2 separate regions of the Homo sapiens genome follow, and region 1 is linked to region 2. The links are chromatin loops, found by intact Hi-C in ENCODE. Cell type or tissue: HepG2. All regions are shown on one strand. Each heading gives the region's core, and the rest is flanking DNA. Links, peaks and the distances in the headings are about the cores only.

What was found. Hi-C counts contacts between places; a loop is a spot of excess contacts. Peaks named below come from ENCODE experiments on the same cell type or tissue, not always from the same donor. Only the 100,000 strongest peaks of a DNase experiment are listed, where the experiment ranks them.
Region 1: it touches region 2 in a loop (4-fold over the local background); 1 of 110 quality-filtered maps calls a loop at or near these places.

The regions. Positions count from the first base shown.
Region 1 is chr6:2,319,280-2,324,664 of GRCh38, reverse strand. All of the region lies in intron 3 of GMDS-DT (GMDS divergent transcript), which reads right to left. Among named protein-coding and RNA genes, the nearest start is that of GMDS-DT, 76 kb to the right of the region's middle. In HepG2, for the core only: no CTCF peak of the experiment used is centred there; no DNase peak of the experiment used is centred there.
Region 2 is chr6:2,256,591-2,261,975 of GRCh38, reverse strand. All of the region lies in intron 2 of GMDS-DT (GMDS divergent transcript), which reads right to left. Among named protein-coding and RNA genes, the nearest start is that of GMDS-DT, 14 kb to the right of the region's middle. In HepG2, for the core only: no CTCF peak of the experiment used is centred there; a DNase peak (open chromatin) is centred at 2,795; H3K4me3 peaks cover 503 bases.

The DNA of each region.
Region 1 (5,385 bases), core at 197-5,196, 63 kb before region 2:
ACCATAAATCATCAATCTCAAGTTCAACATTCCACAGATCTCTAGTGCAGGAGCACAATGCCTCCAACCTCTTTGCTAATGATTAACAATTGACCTTTGCTCCAGTTCCCAATAAGTTCCTCATCTCCATCTGAGACCTCCTCAGCCTGGACCTCGTTAACCATATCACCAACAGCATTTTGGTCACAACAATTTAACAAGTCTCTAGAAAGTTTCAAACTTTCCCTCATCTTCCTGTCTTCTTCTAAGCCATCCAAACTGTTCCAGTCTCTGCCCTTTACCCAGTTCTGAAACTGCTTCCACATTTTCAGGTACCTTTATAGCAATACCCCACTCTTGGTACCAATTTTCTGCATTAGTCCATTCTCACATTGCTATAAAAAATGCCTGAGACTGGGTAATTTATAAAGAAAAGGGGTTTAACTGACTCACAGTTCCACAGGCTGTACATAAAGCATGGCTGGGGAGGCCTCAGGAAACTTACAATCATGGCAGAAGGTGAAAAGAAAGGAGGCACATCTTAATGGCTGGAACAGGAAGAAGAGAAAGTAGGGGGAGGTGCTATACACTTTTAAACAACCAAATCTAGTGAGAACTCACCCACTATCACAAGAACAGCAAGGGGGAATTCTGCCCCTATGATCCAGTCACCTCCCATTAGGCCCCCTCATCCAACATTGGAATTACAATTCAACATGAGATTTTGGCAGGGACACAACTCCAAATGATATCACCTACAGACCAAATGAACCTAAGAAACATGTACTGTATTATCCATCCAGCTGGTATAGAATATACATTTTTCTCAAGTGCACATAAAACATCATCCAGGATAAAACATATGTTAGGTTAAAAAATAAATCTTAGCAAATTTATGATGATTGAAATCATACCAAGTATCTTTTCTGGCCACAATGTGATAAAACTAGAAAGCAGTAACAATAGAAAAACTGCAAAATTCACAAATATTTAGAAATTAAACAACACACTCTTGAACTACCTGTGGGTCCAAAAGAAATCAGAAGGTAAATTAGGAAATATCTTGAGACAAATGAAAATAGAAACACAATATACCAAAACTCATGGGATGCAGTAAAAGCAGTACTAAGAAGAAAGTTTATAGTGTAAACTTTATGTATAAAAATATACATATATCTCAAATTAGTAATCTAACCTCAAGGAACTAGAAAAAGAACAAACTAAGTCCAAAGTTACAGAAGGAAAAAAACAATAAGATTAGAGCAGAAATAAATGAAATAGAGAATAGAAAAACAGTAAAAAAAAAAAAAATAAATGTAAAGATTCTTTCTTGAAGAGATCAATAAAATTGACAAACCTTTAGTTATATTAAGAAAAAATCCAGGGGCCAGGCATGGTGGCTGACACTTGTAATCCCTGCACTTTGGGAGGCCGAGGTGGGTGGATCACCTGAGGTCAGGAGTTTGAGACCAGCCTGACCAACATGGCGAAACCTCATCTCTACTAAAAATACAAAATTAGTCAGGCATGGTAGTGTGCAGCTGTAATCCCAGCTATTTGGGAGGCTGAGGCAGGAGAATCACTTGAACCCTGGAGATGGAAGTTCCAGTGAGCCAAGATCACACCACTGCACTCCAGCCTGGGTGACAAAGTGAGACTCCGTCTCAAAAAAAAAAAAAAAAAAAAAAAAAGAAAAAGAAAAAGAAAAAAAGGAAAAATGCAGAAGACTCAAATAAAATCAGAAATGAAAGAGGAAACATTAAAAAAGATAACACAGAAATAAAAAGTATTACAGAACACTAGTATGAACAATTATACATCAACACATCGGTAACCTAGAATAAACGAATAAATTCCTAGAAACATACAACCTACCAAGTCCGAACCATGATAAATAGAAAATCTGAACAGACCTAAAACTAGTAAAATGATAGAATCACAATCAAACACCTCCCAACAATGAAGAGCCCATGACCAGATAGCTTCACTAGTTAATTCCATCAAAATTTAAATAATTAATGCCAAATCCTTCTTAAACTCTTCCAAAAAAAGTGAAGAGAAGGGAATATTTTCAAACTCATTTTATGAAGCCAACATTTCCCCGATACCAAAGGCAGACAAAGAGGCTACAAGAAAAAAAATTCAAGACCAATCTGAATAGAGATGCAAAAATTGTCACCTAGCAAACCAAATTTAGCAGTACATTAATGGCACTATATACCATAGCAAAGTGAAATTTTTCCTGGAATGAAAGGACAGTTCAACATACAAAAATCAATCATAATGACATACCACATTAACATAACAAAGAATAAAAATGACATGGTGATTTCCATAGATGCAGAAAGAGCATTTGAGAATGTTCAACACTCTTTCATGACAAAAACACTCAACAAACTAGGAATAGAAGGAAATTACTTTCCAATAACAAAGGAAATGAAAAGTCCATAGCTAATATCATACTCGATAGCTAAAAGCTAAAAGCTTTTTCTCAAGATCAGGTAAAAGGCAAGGATACCTACTGTCACTACTTTTATTCAACATAGTTCTAGAAGTCGTAGCTAGAGCAATTAGGCAAGATAAAAAATAAAAGTCATCCAAATCTGAAAGGAAGAAGTCACATTATCTTTGTTCACAGATGTCATAATGTTATAAGTAGAAAACCAAAACAATGCCACACAAAAACTGTTAGAATTGAAAAATTAACTCAGCAAAGTTTCAGGATAAAACTACCTAAATCCAAGTTGTGGGATTAAGATACAAAAATCAGTCACATTTCTATACACTACAAAAAATCAAAGCAAACATAAATTAAGAAAACAATCTCATTTACAATGGCATTCAAAAGAGTAAAATACTAAAGAATAAGTTCAAACAAGGAGGTGAAGACTTATGCCCTGAAAACTATAGACTATTGATTAAAAAAATTAAAGAAGGCATAAATAAATGAAAAGACACCATATGTACATGGAATGTACTTAACATTGTTAAGATGTCCACATTACCCAAAGTGACCTACAGATTCAAAGTAATCCTTATAAAAATACCAGTCACATTTTTTGGCAGAAGTAGAAAAAGAATCCTAAAATGTATATGGAACCATAAAATTTAGACAAACAATAGCTGAACCCAAATAGACAAAGCAATCTTGAGAAACAACAAAGCTGGAGGCCTTACACTTTCTGACTTCAAAACATGTAAAGCTACATTAATCAAAACAGTATGATACTGTGAAACAGACCAATGGAACCGAATAGAGAGCCCAAAATTAACCATCTATATACATTCAACAAATTTTTGACAAGAGCACCAAGAAGACAAAATGAAGAAAAGAGAGTCTCTTCAATAAGTGGTGTTGGGATAACCAAATATCCACGTGCAAAAGAATGAAATTGGACCCTTTTCTTGCACCACACATCTGGTTTAGGAGGTAAACATCGTTAGGGAGATGTGATTGTGCTTACTACAAACTGCTTGGTATGTTTGACTTTGGAGCCATGTGAATTTCCTACCTTATTGTAAAACAAAAGATAATTTTTTAAAAGACATCTACAAATTGAGAATAAAACATAACAAATTAACTTAATTGTATACTTAGTTGGAGGCATAAACATAGAGGCTAACTATTCCAAGTGAGTTTAAAACACAGTGATATCATTGCAGCACAAAAGAGATGAAAAACAAAAAGATCAAAACTATTTTCAGTAATCATATTGTTGGTTGCATTTAGTACTGTTATTCTGAAACTATTGCATGTTGTGTGGGTTAAAGGAAATAAACAATTATGTAATACGCTAATTGTATTTACCAGTAACCTTAAGAATTGTGGTTCATATCTGGGAAAAAGGAGATATAGATATAAACCAGAAAATAAGATATTGCATGGATTTATTGGCCAATATCATTTCTTCAGACTAAGGAACACACTGTACAGCCTGTAATGTCCAGCAATAGGCAGAGAGATATTCTCCTTAGAGTAATGGTTTGATAGGGAAGTAGAACAGGCAATTAAAACATTGATTTAAAACCACTATTTAAAAGCATAAAGATTGGATTACACACCTTCATGACTGTGTGCTCACACTCAACACTAGTGGAACTAAAGGATCTAAAATTCTCCATTTTTCTGGTGCATCTGAGGAAGAGGGATTGGAGAGTATGCAGGTATGACTATGCGATTCTTGCCAAGGGGGGAATATGCTGGTATAATGATCCTACTTTTTTCCTTTTCTCCATGTATTACCTCAACTTTTATCTCCCTACCTGATGCAGTGGTCACAGGACCAGGGCTACGACTACAAGTGCTGGAAGTAGGTATAATTCCTAAGAAATCTTATGCTAGAATTCCTAAGGGCCTGATAGAAGTGGGTTGTACTTCACTCCATCTAGCATAATTGGGGTTAGCAGTAAATGCAACTATATGGCCTGGTGGTAAAAACAGTGTTAGCAACAGAAGGCACAGAAATTCTAGACAAATGGGGTAGGTCTCTGGCAAAACCCCACCTTCGAGACAAAAAGCCTGAAACCCACGGCCCAAAGTGAGAACTTCCATTTCTGTTAGCCCACTCTCTCCTGATTGGTTCTGAGTAATGTCTTTTTACCAATTGAATGTTGCCTTTTCCAAAACTACCTACAGCCCCCTTGATCCCATCCTGTGCCTATAAAGAACCCATACTCAGCTGACAGAGAGAAGAAGTGGCTGGACATCAGAAGAAGCAGCTGGACACTGGGGAGAGGCAACTTCGACTTCAGAGATGGTGGCTGGATGAGGCAACTTAACTTTGGAAGAGAGAGGTAGAGAGGCAGCTTGACTTCAGGGGACAGCGACCTGCCCTTCCCATCCTCTTTCCAGCTCCCCTCTCCTCTGAGAGCCACTTTCATTACTCAATAAAATGCTCCACATTCACCATCCTTCAATTCGTCTGCGGGACCTTATTCCTCTTGGGCACCAGATAAGAATTTGGGACTCACCAGGTGCAGGTACCCAAAAAGGCTGTCACACTGGCCCTTTGCCCTTGCTGGTGGAGGGCAGCCACCCCACAAAATGAGGCAAAGGGCCCACTGAGCTGATAACACACTGCTGTCTTCAGACAATGGAGCTAAGAGAGCATTGTAACACGCCCTCTGGGGCCTTGGGGTCGCAGCCACCTCCAGCTAGATGCTGCCATGGGGCCTGCACAGAGTTCACTCCTGCTGGCACTAAAGCAGCTGGTTTCTGCACTTGCTCACCTGCATGCGTCCTCCCATGAGGGGTGAAGCACAGCAGACCCAAGCAAGTGGAATTTGCTTTTGCTGGCACCACAGAAGCCAGTCAGTTCCTGTGCCCGTTTGCTCACAGGCTCCCTCCCACAAGGGGTTGAATGGGGTAGGCTAAGTAAACGAGACACCCTGCCATTAATCCAACAA
Region 2 (5,385 bases), core at 214-5,213:
CAAAATCCAGAACACCTGATGCTGACAAAGATGTGGAACAGTAGGAATTTTCATTCATTGATGGTGGGGATGCAAAATGGTCCAGACACTTTGGAAGATAGTTCGGCAGTTTCTTACAAAACTAAACATACTCTTACCACATAATACAGCAATCACACACCTTACTATTTACCCAAATGTGTTAAAAACTTGTCCACAAAAAAACTTGCACAAAGATGTTTGTAATGGCATGATTACTAATTTCCCACACTTGGAAGCGACCAAGACATCCTTCAGTGGGTGAATGACTAAGCAAACTCTGGTAGATCCAGACAATGGAATATTATTCAGTGATAAAAAGAAATAATCTATCATGCCAAGAAAAGATATGGAGGAACCTTAAATGCATATTAGTAAGTGAAAGAAACCAATCTGAAAAGGCCATATACAGTATGATTCCAACAACGTGACCTTTGGAAAAGGCAAAACTATGAAGACAGTAAAAAGATCAGTGGCTGTCAGGGGTTGCAAGGAGAGAGGGATGAATAGGCAGAGCACAGAGGGCAGTGGAACTAACCTGTATGATACTATTATATAACGGTAATTACATGCCATTATACATTTGTCCATACCCATACGATGTACAACACTTGTTAAGCCCTAATATAAACTGTGGAGTTTGGGTAATAATAATGTGTCAGTGTAGGTTCATTGATTATAACAAATGTACTACTTTGGTGGGAGATGTCGATAGTGGAGAAGGTTGTGGGTGTGTGACAGAAGGGGGATATGGGAACTCTCTGTATTTTCTGTTCAATTTTGCTATAAATCTAAAACTGCTATAAAACATAAAGTCTATTTTAAAATACATATAATCTTTATATAATTAAATATATATAATGTTTAATGTCCATAAAAGCACTAGAAAGCCAAGAGAGGTAGAACTAGCTTAGAAAAGAGAGGACTTTCAGGAAGACAAAAAGAATTGATTATGGTGAAATCCAGTAGTGTGAAAAAAAAAATCAAGATAACAGAAATAATGGTTTCTATATTTTAGTTTCTTATTTTTTCAGCAATAACTATAAAAGGAAATATCAGGAAAAATAGATTCCCACTCACAATTGCAACATAAATTATAAAACCTTGGTTGAAATGTAATAAGAAAAACATTAGAGCTAAGTGACAAAACTTTAAAACTTTAAGTCTTAAATAAATTGGTAGGAAATAATTCTGTACATATTAATATAAAATGTAAGTATTTTATATGAATCTGTAAATATAATATTAGTCCCACTGCAAAGAAAAAATCCTAGTGGAAAGAATTTGATAAGATAATTCTGATATTTTCTAGGAAGAGAAAATGTGTTAAGAATAGAACATAGCTGGGCATGGTGGATTACGCCTGTAATCCCAGCACTTTGGAAGGCTGAGACAGGTGGATCACTTGAGGTCAGGAGTTTGAAACCAGCCTGGCCAACATGGTGAAACCCCGTCTCTACTAAAAATACAAAAAAATTAGCTGGGTGTGGTGGCATGTGCCTGTAATCACAGCTACTTGGGAGGCTGAGATAGGAGAACTACTTGAACCTGGGAGGTGGAAGTTGCAGTGATCCGAGATCACACCACTGCAATCCAGCCTGGGTGACAGAGCAAGACTTCGTCTCAAAAAAAAAAAAAAAAAGAATAGAACATAAATTTTAAAAATGAAGAATCATAAAGTGGAAATGATTAAGCTATTATACTGAAAAAGCTTGACACTGAAAGGTTTGAAAATTAAGGCAGTTAAACAAATGAGCTTCTAGTAAAATATCTATATGTAAATTCCAATTCAAGATACAAGAAAGACAAAATATCAAATTAGTGGGGGGAGGATGGACTAATCAACAGATAGCTTTGAGATCATTGATCAATGACTGTCCAGTTGAGAAAAAACATTTTATTACATTTTACATAAAAATACATACACAGGGGTGAGTAGTGGCTTACACCTATAATACAACACTTCGGGAGGCCAAGAGGCAGGAGGATCGCTTGAGGTCAGGAGTTTGAGACAAGCCTGGGCAAAACAGTGGCAAAAAAATCTCTACAAAAAATAAATAAATAAATAAATAAAAATCAGCCGGGCATGGTGGCACATGCCAGTAGTCCCAGCTACTCGGGAGGCTGAGGTGGGAGGGTTCCCCGCTTGAGCACAGAAGTTGTAGGCTGTGGTGAGCTAGGATCACACCTCTAAAGCCTGGGGCAGAGTGGGGCCCCATCTCTTCAAACAAACAAACAAACCATATACAGAAGAAAATAGAAGGACAGTGTTATCATCTTGCTGTGGGGAATATCTTTCTAAGTAAGTTCCTAGAAACAAAGCAAAATGAAAAGCAACTTAATGGGAGGATGTATTTGTAACATATAAAATGACACGGTGTTGATATCTATCATATACAAAAAGCTTCAACAAATCTACATGATAAACAACCGCACAGAAAATGCACAAAATATATGACAAGACAATTCAGAGAAAAGGAAATAGAAATGGTTAAGCATTTGAAGAGATGCACAACTTCACTAATCATCAAGAACACGCAAATTAAAACAAGATACCACTTTTTAAACATCTGGTTTTAAACGATTCCGAGTTGAATATTCAGTGCTGGGAATGGTCTGTGGAATCAGGCACTTTCCTACACTGTAAGTGGAAATGTAAACTGTGATCACCTTTGTCCAAGGCAGCTTGGCAGCATATATCCTGACACACCCCTGGGTCCTGTACCTGGCATAGATTACATATGGGATAATTATTTGTTCACTTAGTGCAGGATTAGTTTCACAAACGGAAAGAGCATGGACTTTGCTATGAGACAGAGAGGGCTTTCATTCCTGGCTTTGCCATTTATTTACTAAATAACCTCTAAGCAATTGACTGTAACTTCCCTGTGTTCCAACTTCTTATCTAAAAAAAAATGGAGATAACTTCCTACCTTGTAGGCTGTGAGGAATACTGAAACAATACATGAAGTGTTTCATCTAGGCTACCAACTTATAAGTGCTCAATGAAGAAAAGACTTTATTCTCCCCATATGATTTTCCTGACAACCCAAGAGAAATCCATTTCCTCAGAAAACTTTATCAGCTTCTTTTTACGTTCTCCTTCCTCCTCATCCAACCTTCTCAGAATTGCCCTTAGGCTCTTGTCTTTTGCCAACACAGTTTATTAGACTCTTGCTACTGAGGATGATGTTCATTACTACATCAGTCCTTTAATAGACTTGACTGCTGTGGGTTGAATTGAGTTCCCCAAAAAGGTGTTTAGGTCCTAACCTCTGGTATGTACTAATGTGACCTTATTTGGAAAAAGGGTCTTTACAGATGTGATCAAGCGAAGATGAAGTCAGAGTGGCGTAGGGTGGCCCTGACCCAACTCAACTGTTGTCCCTATTAAAAGAGGGAAATTTTTAACACAGACACACACAGGGAGAACATCACGTAACTACAGAGGCAAAGAAGGAAGCAACGTGTCTATAAGCCAAGGAAGGCCAAGGAATGCTGGCAACCACCAGAAGCTAGGAAGAGGCAGACACGATCCTTCCCTAGAGCCTGCAGAGCGGATGTGGGCCTGTTGACACCTTAATTTCAGATTTCTAGCCTCCAGAGTGTGAGAGAATAAATTTGTTTGAAGTCATCAAGTTTGTAGTATTTTGTTATAGCAGTCCTAGGAGACTAATACACTCCTGCACAAAAGGTCAATTGACTAATTCTCAGTTTGGTAATAACCAGTGGAACAGATGGAGATGACACAAGGTTTTGGGTAAGTATGGATAAATCCCCTAAAATATAAACTTGGTTTTTCCACATTAAGCTAGGGTTAGAAAAGGGAAGAATGATTATCAGTCTTTGTGTGTGTGTGTGTGTGTGTGTGTGTGTGTGTGTGTGTGCTGCTATAACAGAATACCACAGACTAGGAAATGTTAAAGAACAGAAACTTATTTCTCATAGTTCTGGACACTGGGAAGTCCAAGATTAAGGTGCCAGCATATTTAGTCTCTGGTTCCAAGATGGTGCATCATTGCTGCATTCTCCAGCAAGGGGGAACACTGTGTCCTCACATGGCAGAAGAGTAGAAGAGAGAGCGAGAGAGAGAAAGCCCACTTCCACAAGCCCTTTTCATAGCAGCATTAATCCATTCATGAGGGCAAAGCCCTCATGACTTACAGACATCCCGTTAGTCCACACCTCCCAATTCTGTTGCATGAATTTTGGAGGCATCACTTTCAAACCATAGCAATGTTTAAGGGTCAGATGGGTAAAAAAAAAAAAAAAAAAAAAAAAATTCTAAGGAACAAAACATAAGCTTGTTCTCTCAGTCCACTTGGAATAAGGAAGGAAAATTAAGGGTGTGGTTTTCCAAGCATTAAGCTCCAAAGGCCCCAAATTTCCCTGGCAGGGTGCCAGATGATTGTATGTTCTTAGTGGCCATTAAAGTTCTTCTACTGTGGCTCCAGGCTCCTTTCTTCTTCACTACTTAGTGGTCTAGAGAGATGTAGCAATAAAAATAAATTGATCAAAATTAGTTTAGATGAGTTGGCTAAAACAAAAAATGTATTGAGTTGCAAGGAACAGAAAATCCAGTTAAGGTGATTTAAAAAATAAGGAATGTACTGTCTCACATAGAAATCTAAAGGTAAGAAGTTTCAGGGTTGGTTACTATCGCAGCTCAATTATGTCAGGATTCTGAGTTGCTTTTGTACAATTTTTGACTTTCCCTTCATAGTCATAGGATATTCGGTATAACTCCAGGCATCATACCTACAGAACAACCCCCACAACCAGAAAGCGAAGTTTGTCTTTGCCCATCTCTTTTCAGGAAGGAAAGCCCTTTCTAGCCCAGCATACTCGGTTGTGATGAACTCTGAGCTATCAGAGATAATGGACAATGCATGCCCATGGCATGGTACACACTTTCTTGTTTTTTTTTTTTTTTGTTTTCTTTTTTTTTTTTTGAGACAGAGTTTCACTCTTGTTGCCCAGGCTGGAGGGCAATAGCACGATCTCGGCTCACTGCAACCTCTGCCTCCCGGGTTCAAGCCATTCTCCTGCCTCAGCCTCCCGAGTAGCTGGGGTTACAGGCATGCGCCACCACACCTGGCTAATTTTGTATTTTTAGTAGAGATGGGGTTTTTCCATGTTGGTCAAGGTGGTCTCGAACTCCCAACCTCAGGTGATCCACCCGCCTCAGCCTCCCAAAGTGCTGGGATTACAGGCATGAGCCACCGCGCCTGGCCTAGGAACATAACTTTCATTGTGACCATGTGACTATGCACGTTTGATGCCTGGCTTTATTGTATAATGCACCAACATGGCATTAGTTGCTCAGTCAAAATTTGTACATGGAATCTGGATATAAATCTAGGTGAT